Linked DNA regions of Mus musculus: region 1 is linked to region 2. A link is a loop called in an ENCODE intact Hi-C map of the cell type or tissue named here. Cell type or tissue: heart. All regions are shown on one strand.

Region 1 (8,000 bases), 130 kb before region 2:
TCATTCCACTAGTCTACAAACAAATCCCTCCTTTCATCCTCCCCACACTTCATCCTTTTCACTCAGCATCTACTTACAAGTCCTCACAATGTACTTTCAAATTCTAAGCCATTCTTCTTTTTACTTATATTTCCATTCTCTAAGAAAACAAGAATCTGGGTTCTCTCAAATCTCTTCACACTATCCCTTTACTGTTTGGCCACAATACGCACAAATAGTATCTTCACCAAACACTCTAAATGTAACTACTACAGGTAACCAAATCCTCCAAATACCATAACACACACCATGGATCAGAATCACCTAATAAAAGCCTAAGTCCATTTTCAAAGCCTCCTCCAAGAAAATATTTAAGCTAACTTGAACAAACACAAAATGGATTAAACAGTCCTAGGTATCTAAATAGGCAAACTGGCTAGTTAACATAAACCAAGTGTGCTATGTAGTCTCATACCCAAACCACATGCAAGCAAGCACATCAGAAACACAGAAATCATGGACATACTTCACTTGGGGAAGCTTATACTTCACATGGGGAAGGTGAGCCATCTCTTTGACTCCAAATATTCATAGCTCCTACCAACTACAGTGATTTTATTATTTTAGTTTCCTTCCCAGTAAGGTTTATCACATGGCTTGCAGCTCCTCCAAGTCTGGCTAGCTCTTGTTAAATATTGCCTGTTTTCAACTCAGTCTAAACGCAAATTCGTTCTCTGTTCCAACTGTCCTCATACTTTCTCTACAAATACCTAGAAATGTTCAAATTCCATACCTTTAATGTAAAAGTGTTGACTTTCAATCAATCAATCAATCCCTGTTCTGACACTTCATTGTTTTTCTAAGTCCTGCTTTACTCTCCAATTTAACAGTTTTCCTGTAAGGTTCTACCTTTTCATGGTGTTCCAAGCTCAGCATCACTAAACTCTCAAGCTCCAGTTTTTTGGACTGTATTACTCATTCCCTATTCCCTTCTAACTATGTATGTTTTACTTTTTTCCTCTAACACATTTTCTCCAAAATAGGGTCTCAAACATGGGAAAGAAAACTAGCATCAAAACACACACACAGGGGAAAGCAGAGGTTAGTAAAAGCAGATAGCAGAGATGGAGCTGGGTGAAATAGTACCATATCAATGCCCGGTTTAAAAAAAAAAACAACAACAACAACAAAAAACAAACTGAAGTGTGTTGCCTGGTTCTGGTGGCACTGCCTTTAGTCCCGGCACTTGGGAAGCAAGGCAGGTGGATCTCTTGAGTTCTAGGCCAATCTGGTCTATACAGCAAGTTCCAGAACAACCATGGCTACAAAAAAAAAAAATCCTAGTCTGGGGATGGGGACATGTCACCAAAGTGCGGGGGGGGGGGGGGGGGAATCAAGGAAGATGCTGAATGTAAAGCAAACACCCAGATGCACTTTTGCCCCATTTCATCCTCAAGCCTAACATAAGTCCTACTCAATCTCAACAGTTAACACAAGAGGAAACTAAAAGCAAGAAAGGTAAATCTAGGAGAGACAACAAGAGTAAGAGATAAGGCTAAATCTAAGAAATGCAAAACCTTTTTTACAGCCCCCCCCCTCTAATGTTTCTGTAGTACCTTCTAACAACCACTCTTGATAGTCTTGGAAAAAGAAAAACCAATCCTTCCTCACTCTAAATCTAGGGCTTATATTGCTTTCTCACCTAACAGTCCTTCTAACCACTCATATTTTCACCATTTCACACAAAAATCCTCCCACACCCTACCTGAAGAATGAAAGCTAAGCAAAAAGTATTAGAGTCACAGTTTTGGAGAATTTTCAGAGACGAGCTAAAGGGGGAGGGGGGACTTACATACCAGCAGCCAAAAACAATGCTTGAAACACTAAAAGGGAAACCACAACTACCAAAACCAGGAAGTATTTAAAACAGGAGCCCAAAGCATGCAAGCCTCTCCAAGAACAAATTGCCGGCAAGGGAGGAAAACTTATCAGAATGCCAAAATACAAAGAGGTAGAAAATTAGCAAACTAAGATATTCAAGAAACAGCGACCGAGAGAACAGCAATGATCAAGGAAAAGGACGCTGAGTAAAAAATACAGAGAACTCAGAGCTGAGACACTACTGACTGCATAGGCACCATGAAACATACAAGCTACAGTATACATCCAGGCCTAGGCCCCACTCCCACGGAAAAAGGCAATAGTTTCCTTTTGAATCCACAATTAAGAGACATCTTAAAAGAACTGTAAGATGGAAACAGCAAGGAAGAACGTCATCACCAAGTAATGGCTGACTGAAGCCAGGCTATTAAGTCAAGAATTTTTTCCCCATCGAAAAGCTCTAAAAGGCTTAGCTTTAATATTTGAGGAGACCTTTTTAAAAACAGGGTAGGAGCCGGGTGTGGAGGCAGAGGCAGACGGATTTCTGAGTTCGAGGCCAGCCTGGTCTACAGAGTGAGTTCCAGGACAGCCAGAGAAACCCTGTCTCCGGGGAAAAAAAAAACAAAAAACAAAAACCAGGGTAGGAGCCAGACATGGTGTCTCATGCCTTTGATCCCACAGAGGCAGGCAGATTTCTTGAGTTCAATGCTAGCCTGATCTACACGGTTAGTGCCAGACCAACCAAGACTATTTAGAGGCCCTAGCTCATAAAACCAAACCGTAAAAAAGAAATAAAATAACAGGGTTGAAAGGAGCACATTGGTCTTCCTTATACACGCAGGCTGAATACTTTCGCGGTTTTATTATCCTCACTTTTTAAGACTTGGGGATCCCCCACCCCCACGCACACACTCACAGCCTCTGATACTAACGAGGACGAACGGTTTAAATCCTGGCCTCCGAAAGTTCAAGGCCTCCTCCCGCCGCCCACTGGGCAGCCCAGCTTATTTTCGGCCTCGAGGAGGGGGGAGGGGGCCACGCGGCGCCCCGCGGTCTGGGCGGCTCTGGCCGTTTCTCAGGCCCCTAGCAGGGCCCGTGGACCCACGCCGGAGCCGATCGAGGAGAGGTACCAGCAGGTCCGAAGCTCGGGCGGGGGACAAGTACCTCCGCTGCCGCCCTCTCCCCGCCCCCTAAAAGACCGAAGAGGACGACCGCGGAACGACGGCCTCCTCAGCCCCAGGTAGAGCAAAGGAGAGAAGCAGAGCCTCGCGCAATGCTGTCTCACCGGGGGCGCGCGGACGAGACCAGGCGGCCGCGCGCGCCGCGGCCGTGTGGGGGAGGGGCGGAGGAGTTGAAGGCCGCGCGTCCCAGGAACCGCGGGAGGGGGAGGGGAGGAAGGGAAGGCGACCGCGCCGGCCGAGGCGACGAGCACGCGTGCGCGCGGCGGCCTGGGCCGTTCTCCCCGCGCTCTAGCCTCCGGCCCAGCCCGCCGCCCCTCCCCCACCCGGCTAGCGCGCTCCCTTTCTCTCACCCGCCGCCGCCGCCTCCGGCCGCCGACTGTCAAACAGGGAGGTCCCGCCGCAGCTGCTGCTTAAGTTTTCGTATCCCTCGGAGCCTGAAGCCGCCGCCTCGTCGGTCCGCCCGCCTCAGCCGCCGCCGCCGCCGCCTCCTCGCTTCCTCAGGGGCCGCAGCGGGCTTCGACTGCGCCACTCGCACCCCGCCTGGGCAGCGTTGCGCGTCAGCACGACCTAGTGCGTCAGCACGCAATCATGAGAGCCGCTGGGCCCTCTGGGAACCGTAGTGCGTCGTGCGCAGGCGTTGAAGCCACAAGGAGGACCTTAGGCGAAGGGACGTGCTACTGAAAAGTCGAAAAACCCCGAGTCCCGTCGGGCACTGCGGGGAAAGGCGTGGCTCCGTACCGAAGCTGCAAGGTCGGCTGAAAAAAAACTTCTGTAGGAGGGGGGAGGGGCGCGGGGGCCGCAACCCACAACACCCGGGAGTAGCTCAGACGCACGCCTTCCGCGCACAGAGTTCTGGGAGCTGTAGTTCGGTTTTAGAGAGAAAACGCGTAAGACTCCTCCGCTAGGCAGGGTCGCCATTTTATGTGACCGTGTTGGGTGGCAGTGGCTCAGCAGCTTTACCTAGTCACTGTGACCATGGTTTTCTTTAATGTGTACGAGGCCCCACAGCACCGAGTCTTCTTCGCAGGAAGAGGTGCTTCAGAGTCAAGCCACCTGACAGCTCTGGAGCCACTTGAACCCGGCTTCTGGCCCAGTATCCGGTGCTTTCCACAGTTTCCACCTCTGTAGTCCTATCTGAAGTGGGGCTTGCAGACCACTAAAAAATACTTTCTCTTACCTTTGGGCAAAGAGACTAAGTGATTACTTTTCGCCTATAGAGACTATGCCATGTAAGTGGAGGAATGTGAGAATGCAGTTCCATTTCCTGGCCCTATAGCACGGTTCCGGGAGTTTGTCCCAGTGCCTCTCACTCGGTAGCAAGGGCCCCACCACTGAGGCACTGAAAGATCCTGGCAGAATGTAAAAGGACACAGAAGCCCTGAAATTGGCAAGATAGACGTCAGTGTTAGCAGAACTAGCTTCACTGATTTAGAAAAATAGAGGTGCACAATGCTCTGGCCACTCCTTGAACCTGTGTGTCTGCCAATGTTCTGACCAGGTGTGTGCTCATTGCTGCACCTTCATTAGACTCTCCTTGTACCCCTCCATACCCATTTCTTGAGAATAGACATTGTTTAGATCTGGAAATCCCCTAATCTCCCCCTTCTCCTTTCCCCCCTGAGGGCCTATAAAAACTGGAAACTCTTTCCCCTCGAGGACGACTCCTCTACCCCTGCGTGGGATATGAGTTGTCCCCAGAGCTCTGGCTTTCCCCAAATAAAGCCTCATGTGGTTTGCAACAAGCTCGGTCTGTCATGAGTTCTTGGGTGTCCGATATTGTCCTGAGGCCTGAGCGAGGGGCTCCTCTCGGAGTCTTTCAGCACTCCCTGCTCATCATATTTCTTCGTCTTCCTTTTCATCTTCGTCTTCCCCTCCTCCTTCTTTTAACTTAGTGTGTTAACAAATATACGCATGTTTGTCTGTTGAAGGTGCACATGCGTGCAGTGCCTATAGAGGTCAGAGGTCAGATCCCCCAAAGATACGGTTAAGGGGCTTGGGAGGCAGCTTAGGTGGGTGCTGGAGCCAAACTTAGCTCCTCTGAATGAACAATTCTAAGGTCTCACTGAGCCGTCCCTCCAGCCTACTCCCATTAATTTTTAAAAGTCCTTTTTCCAGGGCTGATTAAAAGGTAGTCTTCCCCGGGGGGGGGGGGGGGGGGATAGGGAACTTTCGGGACAGCATTTGAAATGTATATAAAGAAAATATCTAATAATAAATAAATAAAAAGACACGAGGAAAAAAAAGTAGTCCCCCAGGAAGCAGAGCTGTAGGAAGCTGACCTTGTAGCCTTCAAGATAATGCCAGGTGGCCTTAACAGATGAGTATGAGAAATTAGATCTCGTATTGTTGTTTCTTTTCAATTTACCAACAAAAGGATATACTCAGGTATTAGAATTCCAAGATTGTGAAAGCCACCATCTGTGTAGGAATCTCAGTCCCATTTCTACCTTCAAGTCTCCAACACTTCTATAGTTCCATAAGCTGGGCACATCTTTGGAGCTAAGGTATTTTAGGTTGAAAGTAAAGGGTAGTGGCTTCTTTAAAGATTGTATCATTTCTTTTTTTTTAATTTATTTATAATTGTATGTAAGTATACTGTAGAAACACCAGAAGAGGGTGTCAGATTTCATTACGGATGGTTGTGAGCCACCATGTGGTTGCTGGGATTTGAACTCAGGACCTTCGAAAGAGCAATCAGTGCTCTTACCCACGGAGCCATCTCACCAGCCCAATTGTATCATTTCTAGATTGCTCCTATTTTGTGTCTGAATTAGTGTATTAAATGTTTGTGACCACCCCTCGGGGAAAATGCTCCTTTTCCACGACAACAGTGAGTTCCTTTATATGCCCACAATGAGACTTTCAAAATCAAATTAACATTGAAAGCTGGGCATGCTGGCACATGTCTGTAATCCCAGGACTCAAGAGATTGAGACAGAAAGATCCCTGTGAGTTCAAGGCCAGCCTGAGCTCTGGGTTAACCCTTTCTCAACAATAATAGCAGCAGGAATGTAGGACTAACAGGACTGGCTCAGCTAGGAAAGGAACTAAACCTAACCTGTAAGGCAGGAGAACAGAACCGACTTCTGCAAAGTTGTCCTCTCACTTTCTAATGTGTGGCATGACACCAACCCCCAGCCCCAAAACACATACATGAAATAAATAAATGGGTGAATGTAACATAGAGGCACTGGTATAATCTACAGATGTGGTAAGAGTTCTGGAATCTTGTTTTTAAAAAAAAAACAACAGAAATATATGTATATGGTTTTAATCCCAGCTACAGAGACGTGGAGCTGCTCTGGACTGCCTGCAGGAGCTGACTGTGATTTGCCTCATGCTCTAGCAGAAGCATGTTTTTGCCAGCTGCAGATAATTTCTAGGATTGTGACACATTTGTAATTCTGGGAACTTTTCAGAGGATATATAAAAATACTAGAGCCCCAAGAGGCATGGTTGGTGATTGCTGGTCTTCAGGGGGGCTAGTTGCAATTTGTTATTAGCCTTAATCAAAGAAGAAACAAAAGAATCTCTCTCGGGGGCTGGTGAGATGGCTCAGTGGGTAAGAGCACCCGACTGCTCTTCCAAAGGTCCGGAGTTCAAACCCCAGCAACCACATGGTGGCTCACAACCATCTGTAACAAGATCTGACTGCCTCTTCTGGAGTGTCTGAAGACAGCTACAGTGTACTTACATATAATAAATAAATAAATAAATTTAAAAAGAATCTCTTTCTTCCTCCCTCCCCCCTCCTTTCTATCCTATCTAGTGATAGTGGGTGAAATCAGGGTGAGGGGGATAAAGGGTGGGAAAAAGAAGAACCCACAAAGACCAGCTATCAGTGGCTCCTCAATATGGGGGCTTCAAAGTTAAGAATAAACATGGGAGCCAGGTGTGGTGGCGCACGTCTTCAGTCCCAGCACTTGGGAAGCAGAGGCAGGCGGATTTCTGAGTTCGAGGCCAGCCTGGTCTACAAAGTCAGTTCCAGGACAGCCAGGGCTTCAGAGAAACCCTGTCTTGAGAAGAGAAAACAAAACAAAACAAACAAACAAACAAAAAGAATAAACAAGAGAAATTTGATTTTAACTGCCATAGAGGAAATGTCAGGGGACAAAAGGAATGGATTTTTTTTTTCAAGAGGTCAGCAAGAAATATATTGTAGTTACTAACACAACACTGGGATAGTCCCAATTTGCTCCCAGAGGGGATCTTCTGGGCTTCTTTTTGTTGTTGTTTTTGGTTTTTTGTTTTTTGTTTTTCGAGACAGGGTTTCTCTGTGTAGCCCTGGCTGTCCTTGAACTCACTTTGTAGACCAGGCTGGCCTCGAACTCAGAAATCCGCCTGCCTCTGCCTCCCGAGTGCTGGGATTAAAGGCGTGAAATCCTATACATTTTTAGAAGCATGCTTTGAACCACTTGGGCTGTTTAATTATTTCTTCTGAGTTAAAACATCCTCTCCTCATGGAAGGTACTTAAGACTAAAGACCTAACAAAATGTACAAAGCTCATAAGGCTGTCTCCAAGGTACATAGGCAGGAAACCATTGCTGGGCAAGAGGAAAGTTTCTGGTGGATTTGCCTACAAATGGGGCAGGGACCTACCAATGGAACTGTCATGAGTCCTCATCTACACTGGAATGGGCATGCTAGGATAGAGTTGCCCAGGTCACTGGCACTCTGTGAGTCCTCCCCCATCTTCCTGTAACATGAATAAATCACTTGGTTACCAAACTAGATTTGGGTGAAATCATTTGTTTGGCCAGTCATTGGTGCTCTAATTATAGTAGATAGATATGTATTCTTCTCAGGAAGTCAAACATGCATGCATTACACTCAAGTATGTCTCTTTTTTTTAGTGTGTGTGCACACTTGTGTTCACAGGCTTGTGCTAGTGCATGTATACATGTCTGTACGGAGCCCAGGGGACACACACACACACACAGTGTTGCTGAGTGTGATAG
Region 2 (8,000 bases):
TGGCCCGTGGGTCCCGACTTGGGGGACCTCGCTCCAGGGGCTGTTGCAGGATCATTACGGCTCAGGGTCCTGCAGATAGAGGGGTGGGATTCAAGCAGCAGAGGCGGAGCCTTTGAGGGCGTGGTACAGCGCGAGGGGCGGGCCTACCGGCGTGCGCACTGGAGACGTTTTACGCAGGCGCGGAAGACAGGAATCAGGTTAGAGGTTAGAAGGCGGGACAGGTCGGCGCGGTGGGGGAGGGGATCCGGCGTGGCTGGATAGTTCTGGGCGCTTTTTAGCATAAGGGTGCTTCGTGTAGTTCTCCTAGGTTTCTGTGGTTCGAGACAGCACGGACCTGCCGCCTTAGTTGCTGGGCGACAGGCAGTGCTAGGTCTTGGGGCGTAACGAGAAGAGCCACCATCAGGCACGTCCGGAATCGAGAGGTTGTGTCGTGCGTCGAGAGATTGTGTCACACGTAGAGCCCTCTGGGACTTGTAGTTCTCAAGATGGAGCATGCCGCACCGCTCGCGGTGCCTCTGGGTCAGGTGAGTCGAGTGTATGCACAGTGCCTTCTGGGGTTTGTAGTCTTGCTCTGACATCTACCCCTGGAGTGTTCCAGGATACCCAGTGTTCATAGGTGATTTGTGGGACTTGTACCCTGAGCCCACGAAAAGTGATCCGGAACCTTGAGATCTAATAGTGACTGAAGGATTAGATGTTGGTACATTTTCCTGTGCGGGATAATAGAGCCACTTAAAAAAATTTGCGCCGTTGGAGGTGGTGGCACATTTACGATCCTAGCACTGGGAAGGCAGAGGGAGACATATCTCTTGTGAGTTAGAAACCAGCCTGCTACTTAGTGAATTCCATGTCATCCAATGCTATATAGTTAGACCCTGACTCAAAAAAAAAAAAAAAAAGTTCATCGTAATTGTAAATGAGGTGCCCCTCCCCCTTTAAACCCAGGGTCTTGGTCTTCATAAGAATGTGCTCTATTATTTAGTTACAGCTCAGCCCACTGCTTACTGGTGTGAGACAGTCTCGTAAGTCTTGAACTTTGTTATATACTGGAGAATGTCCTTGAACTTCTGTTCTTCCTGCCTTCACCTCCACTGAGTGCTCCAGGCTATTGGGTGTGCTGCAAAGCCCAATATCTACAATGCTGGTGCTCAAACGCTGAGCTTTGAGTAAGAATAGGTTTTTGGGTATGGAGAGAGAGTGGAGGATCTGAGCTGGGTGCCAGCACTCAAGTTCCAAAGCTTGTAATTGCCTGTTAATTCCAGCTACAGGGGAGCCAATCCTCTGGCCCCTGTGGACGTACTTGTATATACTTCCCTCACACACTTATACAAAATACAAATAATTAAAATCAGTAAAGTAAATCTTAAAAAGGAAGAAAAGAGCATGGTCTACCATGAGCAGTTACCCTCAGCCCCAAGAACCACTGTGCTTGCTCGTACACACACACACACACACACACACACACACACACACACACATTTTGAGACAGGGTTTCTCTGTGTGGCCTTGGCTGTCCTGGAACTTGCTCTGTAGACCAGTTTGGCCTCAAATTTACAGAGATCTGCCTGCTTCTGCCTCCCAAGTGCTGGGATTAAAGGCATGTGTCACCATTGCCCATATATGTACATCAAACTGGCCAGGAACTCAGAGATTTACCTAACTGCCTCCTCTCAATTGTCGGAACAGATTAAAGGCATGCCACCACACTTGGCTTACTTATTTCCTTGTAAAGTTTTCTCATTGTTTTATGTATGTAAGTGTTTTGCTTACATGTTGTATGTGTGCTATGGTACCCTTAGAGGCCAGAAAGGGTATCACAGGGGAGTGGAGAAATGGCCCAGCACTTGCTACTCTTCCAAAGAAACCAAGTTCAGCTCCTAGTACCCATATAGGAGTGGGCTTACAGCTGCTTGTAATCCAGTTCCAGGAGGTCCAACACTCGACACTGCACATACACTCGCACACACGCACGCATGTACATGCACACACACACACATGCATGTACACTCATGCACAAGACAGAAGCAAGAAGATCTCTCTGGGACCAGCCTAATCTACATAGTGAGTTCTGGGCCAGAGAGGGTTCCTGGTGAGAACCTTTTTCTGAGGGGTGGGGGTAGAAAGAGAGAGACAGAGAGAAAAGGGGAGGGGAGAGGGGGAGAAAGGAGAGAGAGGTGCAGTAGAGGGAGGGGGCTGGGCCCTCCTGGAACTGAGGTGCAGGTGGTTGTGATCTGCCATGTGGGTGCTTTGGGGATCCTCTGCAAGAGTGGCGCACACTTCCCTGCTGAGCCATCTTCCAGACCTCCTCCCCCGCACCCCCATTTTTTAAAGATTATTTTGAGTCACTTAGATTTTTGAGATAGGGTCTGAGATATTTCAGGCTGGCCTGAGGTTTGTCACGTAGTGGAATGTGTCCTTCTGCTTGTACCTTCAGAGTGCTGGGATCACAGGCTACATGTGTGTGCTTGCTTTATGCAGTGTGCTGTGCTAAGCAAGCACTCTACCAATTCAATTCCATCCTTAGTGTGTACTTGAGACTGTCTCATGTAGCCCAGGCTGCCTTTGAATTCACTGTCTAGCTGGGCATAACCTTGAGTTACCAGTGAGTTTCCCTGCCTCCAACTCTCATGTGCTGGGGTTACATTCTATACAACTCCCTCTGGCTTCAGTGCTCTCAAGATTTGTTAGTTTACCTAATCATGACAGAATTTCTTGTGAGTGCCATCTGTCTGTTCAGCCAATGGGAGGAGGCTTGGTCTTGCTCAAAGTCTTAGGTTTTGTTTTTGGTTTTTTTTTTTTTTTTTGAGACAGGGTTTCTCTGTATAGCCCTGGCTGTCCTGGAACTCACTTTGTAGACCAGGCTGGCCTCGAACTCAGAAATCCTCCTGCCTCTGCCTCCCAAGTGCTGGGATTAAAGGCTTGCGCCACCACCGCCGGCAAGCTGTGGCTCCTCGGTTCTTTTTTCCACTCTCTTCCTGGAGTCACTTTGTATGGGCTGATGCCTCTCATCCTGGCTGAGATGGGCTGAGAAGCCTGGGCGGGGGTGGGGGTGGGGGTGGGGTGGGTAAGCAGAAGTCTGTAGGAGGTGGCCCCAGACTTCTTAGACTCTCTTGATCACCCTTTTCCACAGGCTGAGGTATTTCAGGCCCTGCAGCGACTGCACATGACCATCTTTTCCCAGAGTGTCTCCCCCTGCGGGAAGTTTCTGGCAGCTGGCAACAATTACGGGCAGATTGCCATCTTCAGGTACCCTCAACCCTGATTCCTACCACACAGGAGCCCTGGCACTTGAGCCTCCTTGGCTTTGACTTGGCTCCCTACCTCTCTTTCAGTTTGTCTGCTGCCTTAAGTTCAGAGGCCAAAGAAGAAAGCAAAAAACCGGTGGTGGTCTTCCACGGTGGGTATAGCTGTTGAGAGTGGTTCAGGTGACCTCAGGAGAGAGAAGGGCTCACAGGGGCTAATGAGAGTTTTCTGTGTCTCTCTAGCCCATGACGGGCCTGTCTACAGCATGGTCTCCACAGATCGACACCTACTCAGTGCTGGCGATGGAGAGGTCAAGGGTTGGCTTTGGGCAGAAATTCTCAAGAAGGTAAGAAGTCTGGAGCCTAGGGCAGGGCTGACCTTCCCCACCTCAGAGGTGTGGGGATCAGGGTTTCCTCCTGTGTTTCTCCATGAAGGGCTGTAAGGAACTGTGGCGTCGCCAGCCTCCATACAGGTGAGCCAGGACCACGGTGGGGGAGGCAGGTGAGGTCACGGACACTCTCTGTGATTTTGACCCTTCTCTTCCTCCACCTAGGACCAGTCTGGAAGTACCCGAAATCAATGCCTTGCTGCTTGTCCCCAAGGTCTGAGCTCTTTATGACCATTCAAGAACTTGTTCCCTACCCTGATGGACGAGGACTTTCAGCTCCCTCTTGTCTCCCTCCACAGGAGAATTCGCTCATCCTGGCTGGGGGAGATTGTCAGCTGCACAGTATGGATCTGGAAACTGGGGCCTTCACAGTGAGTGGAGGTCTGGGGCCAGGGCAAGTCTGGGCCTGCCCTGTGTTTCCTGCATCTCCTGAGCCGTCCACCGCTCTTCCCTGCAGCGGGCCCTCCGGGGCCACACAGACTACATCCATTGCCTGGCACTGAGGGAGCGCAGCCCTGAGGTATTGTCTGGCGGTGAGGATGGAGCTGTACGGCTTTGGGGTAAGGAAAATTCCAATTACAGGGGACGAAAGTAAGCCAGGCCTAGTGGCTCAAGCCTTTCATCCCAGCACTTGGGAGGCAGAGGCAGGTGGATCTCTGTGATTCTGAGGCAGGCTGGTGTACATACTGACTTCTAGGACAGCCTGAGCTATGTAGAGACCTTGTCTAGAAAAACTAAAAAAAAAAAAAGACAAAAAATGAGAAAGTGGGGGTGGGGGTGTCTCAGGCTTGTGGCTCACCAGGAGCCTTGGTGGTTTTATTTTCCCACAGATCTCCGTATAGCCAAAGAGGTCCAGACCATCGAAGTCTACAAGCATGAGGTGAGGAGAGAGTGCGCCCGTGCCCTCTTCCTCATCCGCCCTCAGATGCCCTCACGTCTTTCCTCCTTTGCAGGAGTGCTCGAGGCCCCATAATGGGCGCTGGATTGGCTGCTTGGCCACTGACTCAGACTGGATGGTAAGCTGGGCAGAGTGTCGGGTGAGAGTGGCCACTGAAGGTCCATGGCTCACAGTGACCGGAGCCTGCCACCTCTCTGTTCAGGTCTGTGGAGGGGGCCCAGCCCTCACCCTCTGGCACCTCAGGTCTTCCACACCCACTACCGTCTTTCCTATTCGAGCACCACAGAAGCACGTCACCTTCTACCAGGATCTGGTGAGACCCCCTGTCTTGATCCTGTCCCACTATCCAGTGCCCCCACCTAGACCTGACCCCTGCACCTCCTCTTTGTCCTCCACAGATCCTGTCTGCTGGCCAGGGCTGTTGTGTCAATCACTGGCAACTGAGCGGGGAGCTTAAGGCCCAGGTGCCTGGCTCCTCCCCAGGGCTGCTCAGCCTGAGCCTCAACCAGCAGCCAGCAGCCCCAGAGTGCAAGGTGGGTCTTGGAATGGCCATGGGGGTCTCTCCAGGCCTGTAGATGGGCGACTTAGCCAGGTATGTCTTCTTTGTCTTCTTTGCCTTTAGGTCCTGACTGCATCGGGCAACAGCTGTCGAGTAGATGTCTTTACCAACCTGGGCTACCGAGCCTTCTCTTTGTCCTTTTGACATCATGACCCTGTATTTCAGGAGCTAGAGTGATGCTTGTGTTTTGGGATAGGGGTTTTAAACTTTAGCTCAGGCTGGCCTGGAACTCATTTGGCTTAGCTTGATCTCAAACTCCTGTATGAGATTTAGCTTGGTGAACCGTTACATTCAGCTTTTGTTGTCCTGTCAAAATAAAATTTTAGGCTTTTCTTGTTTGCATTTTATTCCCCAAAAATGGAGACCAATTAAGTATAGTGATTTATATATATAGCTCTGACTTATCCTTACACATAAATACCCATCCCCACCCCTCTCGCACAGATGGGGCAGGACCTGGCGCTTAGAAAAGATAGATCTATTTAGATTCAAAAAATAAACAGCTCTGCCCCCGCCACCCACCTGGGGCACCTGCCCCAAAGCTGGCCCCTGCACCCAAAGTGCCTCTGTCCACCTCTTGGGGCATGGAAGACTTCCCTTGGAAGTCATTTTAGACCCCACGGCTCCATTGGCTGTTAGGAAATTGAGCTCCAGAGTGAGAAAAGGTAGCCCTGGCCCCCAACCCTCAGGTCCTTCGGAAGAGGTTGCTCAGAAAGCCTCCACTCTGCCCGGATCCCAGGCGCAGTGAAAAGCGGGTCTTCGCACGTCTTGGGGCGGCTGCAGCCTCACTGAGCTCTTTCTGGCGCTGGGAGCGCAGCTGCTGTCCAATCACTACCTGCATGTCGTCCTGAAGGTAGGAGGCAAAGCAGGGTGGGTATGGGGGTGGGATGAGGTCAGGATACCTGTCCACCAGTCCTCCTCAGGGTCTGCCCTCTCTTACCTGCCAAGCCTCGAGCTCCTGCGTCAGTGCCACCTTCTGGCGGATGGCGCGCAGCAGCTCCCGGGACAGAGAGTCCCGCTCTAGGGAGACACGACTGAGCTCCAGTGACAGCTTCATGGCCCTGAGAATCAAAGGGATAGAGAACTTGGTCCGGGGGGTGCTGGGGCCTCCTGGACCTTGGTAAAAGGGGGGTGGGGGCGGGGCTGAAGCTTCTGAGTCAAAATGAAGGCTATACTCCTGTCAGGGTGATGGAAATCAGGGACCCAGAAGGACCAGATAGAGTATAAGCCCCTCCCGAGGCAACAGGGGAGAAGAGAATGCCAGGCTCACTTGTTCACTGCTTCGTCCCGGTCAGAGAGCGCACTGCTCAGGGCTTCCTCTGGATTGTCCTGCGCTCTCAGCTCCTTTTGTCTCTGCAGCTCATCCCGCAGCGTCTGTAGCTCTGTACGGTGTAGCGTGATCTACAGGCCAGGAAGAGAGCAGACTGGTACAAAAGCCTTGGAGGACAACCTGCCCTCCCACAACCTGGGACTGCTCTATAAACACCGCAGGCAACTCAGCCTGTGTTCAAACTCAGAGTGAATCCTTTGAATCAGGTGGCGTAGTAAAGAAGAGGTAGGGCTAGCCTTCAACAGGACGGATGCAGGGAGAAGTTTAGGGAGCAGTAGAGCCCCTGAGGCTTCCAGGGGGTACAGACTAGCTCAGGTAGACTACAAGTTCATGGAGGAGGGGGCTTGACAGTGGAGATGGCAAAGAAGTGGACACCTGGGGGCTTTGTGTGCAGTACCATGCTCTCCCACCTCATCCTGCAGCCTGGCCACTTCTGCCTCCTTCTCCTCCAGTATTTCCACTGGGCTCAGGGATGCTCGTTTCTTAGGTGGCTCCAAGATCTCTTCCTGTATTGAAGGCTGGGGACTGGATGTCTCTTGAGTCTCAGGGGACAATATGGCCTGTTTGTCAAAGGAATTGGTCAGTGATGTATGTTACCTCTGGGAAAAGGAGGAGTAGAGCCTGCATCCTTCATAAATGATTTGAATGTGGGGCTGGTAGGCTGCAAGCTCACCTGAGAGCCTCCACATTCATTGACTTGCTGGTCTTGGTCTTGGTCACTGTCAAGGCTGTGGGCGAGCTCGGTCTGCAGGGAGGCGCCCGATATCTCGGTGTCTTGGAGTCGCGACTCCTCCTCCAGCTCTGACACCCGCCGCTGCAGCCCCCTCAGCGTTCTCAGCGCCTCTCCAGCCTCGAAGCGGGCGCGTTCCAGCTGCAGGTCATACAGATCCGTCCAGCTGTCAGCAGGAAGCTGGCCCTCTGCGGTGGGCCCACGGGGCGCCCGAGGGCTATGCCCGGGTCTGCACCCCGGTGGAGCAGGCCTGCTCTCTCTCCTGAATCACAGTTACCTAGAACACACACCTCCCTTTTGCAGGCACCAATTTCCTCAACTATAAAGCAGGGCGTGCCTGGCATCGTCCTCTGCCCAGGTCTGGCTTCATCAGGTCATCTCACAGAGTAGGTCCCCTCCCCTGTGCAGTCTTCCTTCTAATTCACTAAATGCTTTGATCTAGCATTTATTGATTCTCCTGAGTCCTACAGTCTCACCACAGTCCTTTGAGGTGTATGATACCACCCCATTGGGGAAACTGAGGCAGGGTGTGGCTAAGAAGCCAAGCTATCTGAATTCAGACTATCCTTCTTTTTCACTCCTTTCCACCGAGTCCACAGCCCCAGACTTTTCTGTCCTGAGTTCTGGCCTTGGCCTTCTTCCTGACCTGCCAGGCTGTCTGATGTACTTTAAAAGTGCCTGTCCTTTGTTCTATACACTTTCTTGGGTCCCACTTGCCCTCAGCGTCCAGTCCCACATCTCCCAGAGAGTCCCAAGGTCCTTGCCCAGCTGGCTGGCCCCTCCCCCAGCCCCTCTGATCACCTCTAGCTTGTGTTCTTTTCTCTCTCTACGAAGCAGCAGCAACTCCTCATG

What was found. Peaks named below come from ENCODE experiments on the same cell type or tissue, not always from the same donor. Only the 100,000 strongest peaks of a DNase experiment are listed, where the experiment ranks them.
Region 1: a loop joins it to region 2, with 11 times the contacts of the local background. A loop is called at or near these places in 1 of 42 quality-filtered maps.

The regions. Positions count from the first base shown.
Region 1 is chr17:23,798,790-23,806,789 of GRCm38, reverse strand. It overlaps Srrm2 (serine/arginine repetitive matrix 2), which reads right to left and starts at 3,565. Exons shown (of 15, transcript NM_001368687.1): 1 at 3,392-3,565. Gm52285 (a long non-coding RNA gene) reads left to right here and starts at 3,018. Exons shown (of 2, transcript XR_003952234.1): 1 at 3,018-3,100. In heart, no CTCF peak of the experiment used is centred here; DNase peaks (open chromatin) are centred at 3,809 and 4,909; H3K4me3 peaks cover 4,121 bases; H3K27ac peaks cover 2,795 bases.
Region 2 is chr17:23,666,038-23,674,037 of GRCm38, reverse strand. It overlaps Bicdl2 (BICD family like cargo adaptor 2), which reads right to left. Exons shown (of 10, transcript NM_153784.3): 5 at 7,950-8,000; 6 at 7,092-7,289; 7 at 6,829-6,978; 8 at 6,359-6,489; 9 at 6,029-6,149; 10 at 5,417-5,935. The coding sequence ends at 5,774. Thoc6 (THO complex 6) reads left to right here and starts at 161. Exons shown (of 13, transcript NM_001008425.2): 1 at 161-524; 2 at 3,131-3,246; 3 at 3,333-3,397; 4 at 3,486-3,589; 5 at 3,678-3,715; 6 at 3,797-3,845; 7 at 3,931-4,002; 8 at 4,089-4,191; 9 at 4,462-4,511; 10 at 4,585-4,647; 11 at 4,732-4,842; 12 at 4,928-5,062; 13 at 5,152-5,420. The coding sequence starts at 486. The coding sequence ends at 5,232. Hcfc1r1 (host cell factor C1 regulator 1 (XPO1-dependent)) reads right to left here and starts at 430. Exons shown (of 3, transcript NM_181821.2): 1 at 1-430. The coding sequence starts at 55. In heart, no CTCF peak of the experiment used is centred here; DNase peaks (open chromatin) are centred at 147 and 447; H3K4me3 peaks cover 1,274 bases; H3K27ac peaks cover 655 bases.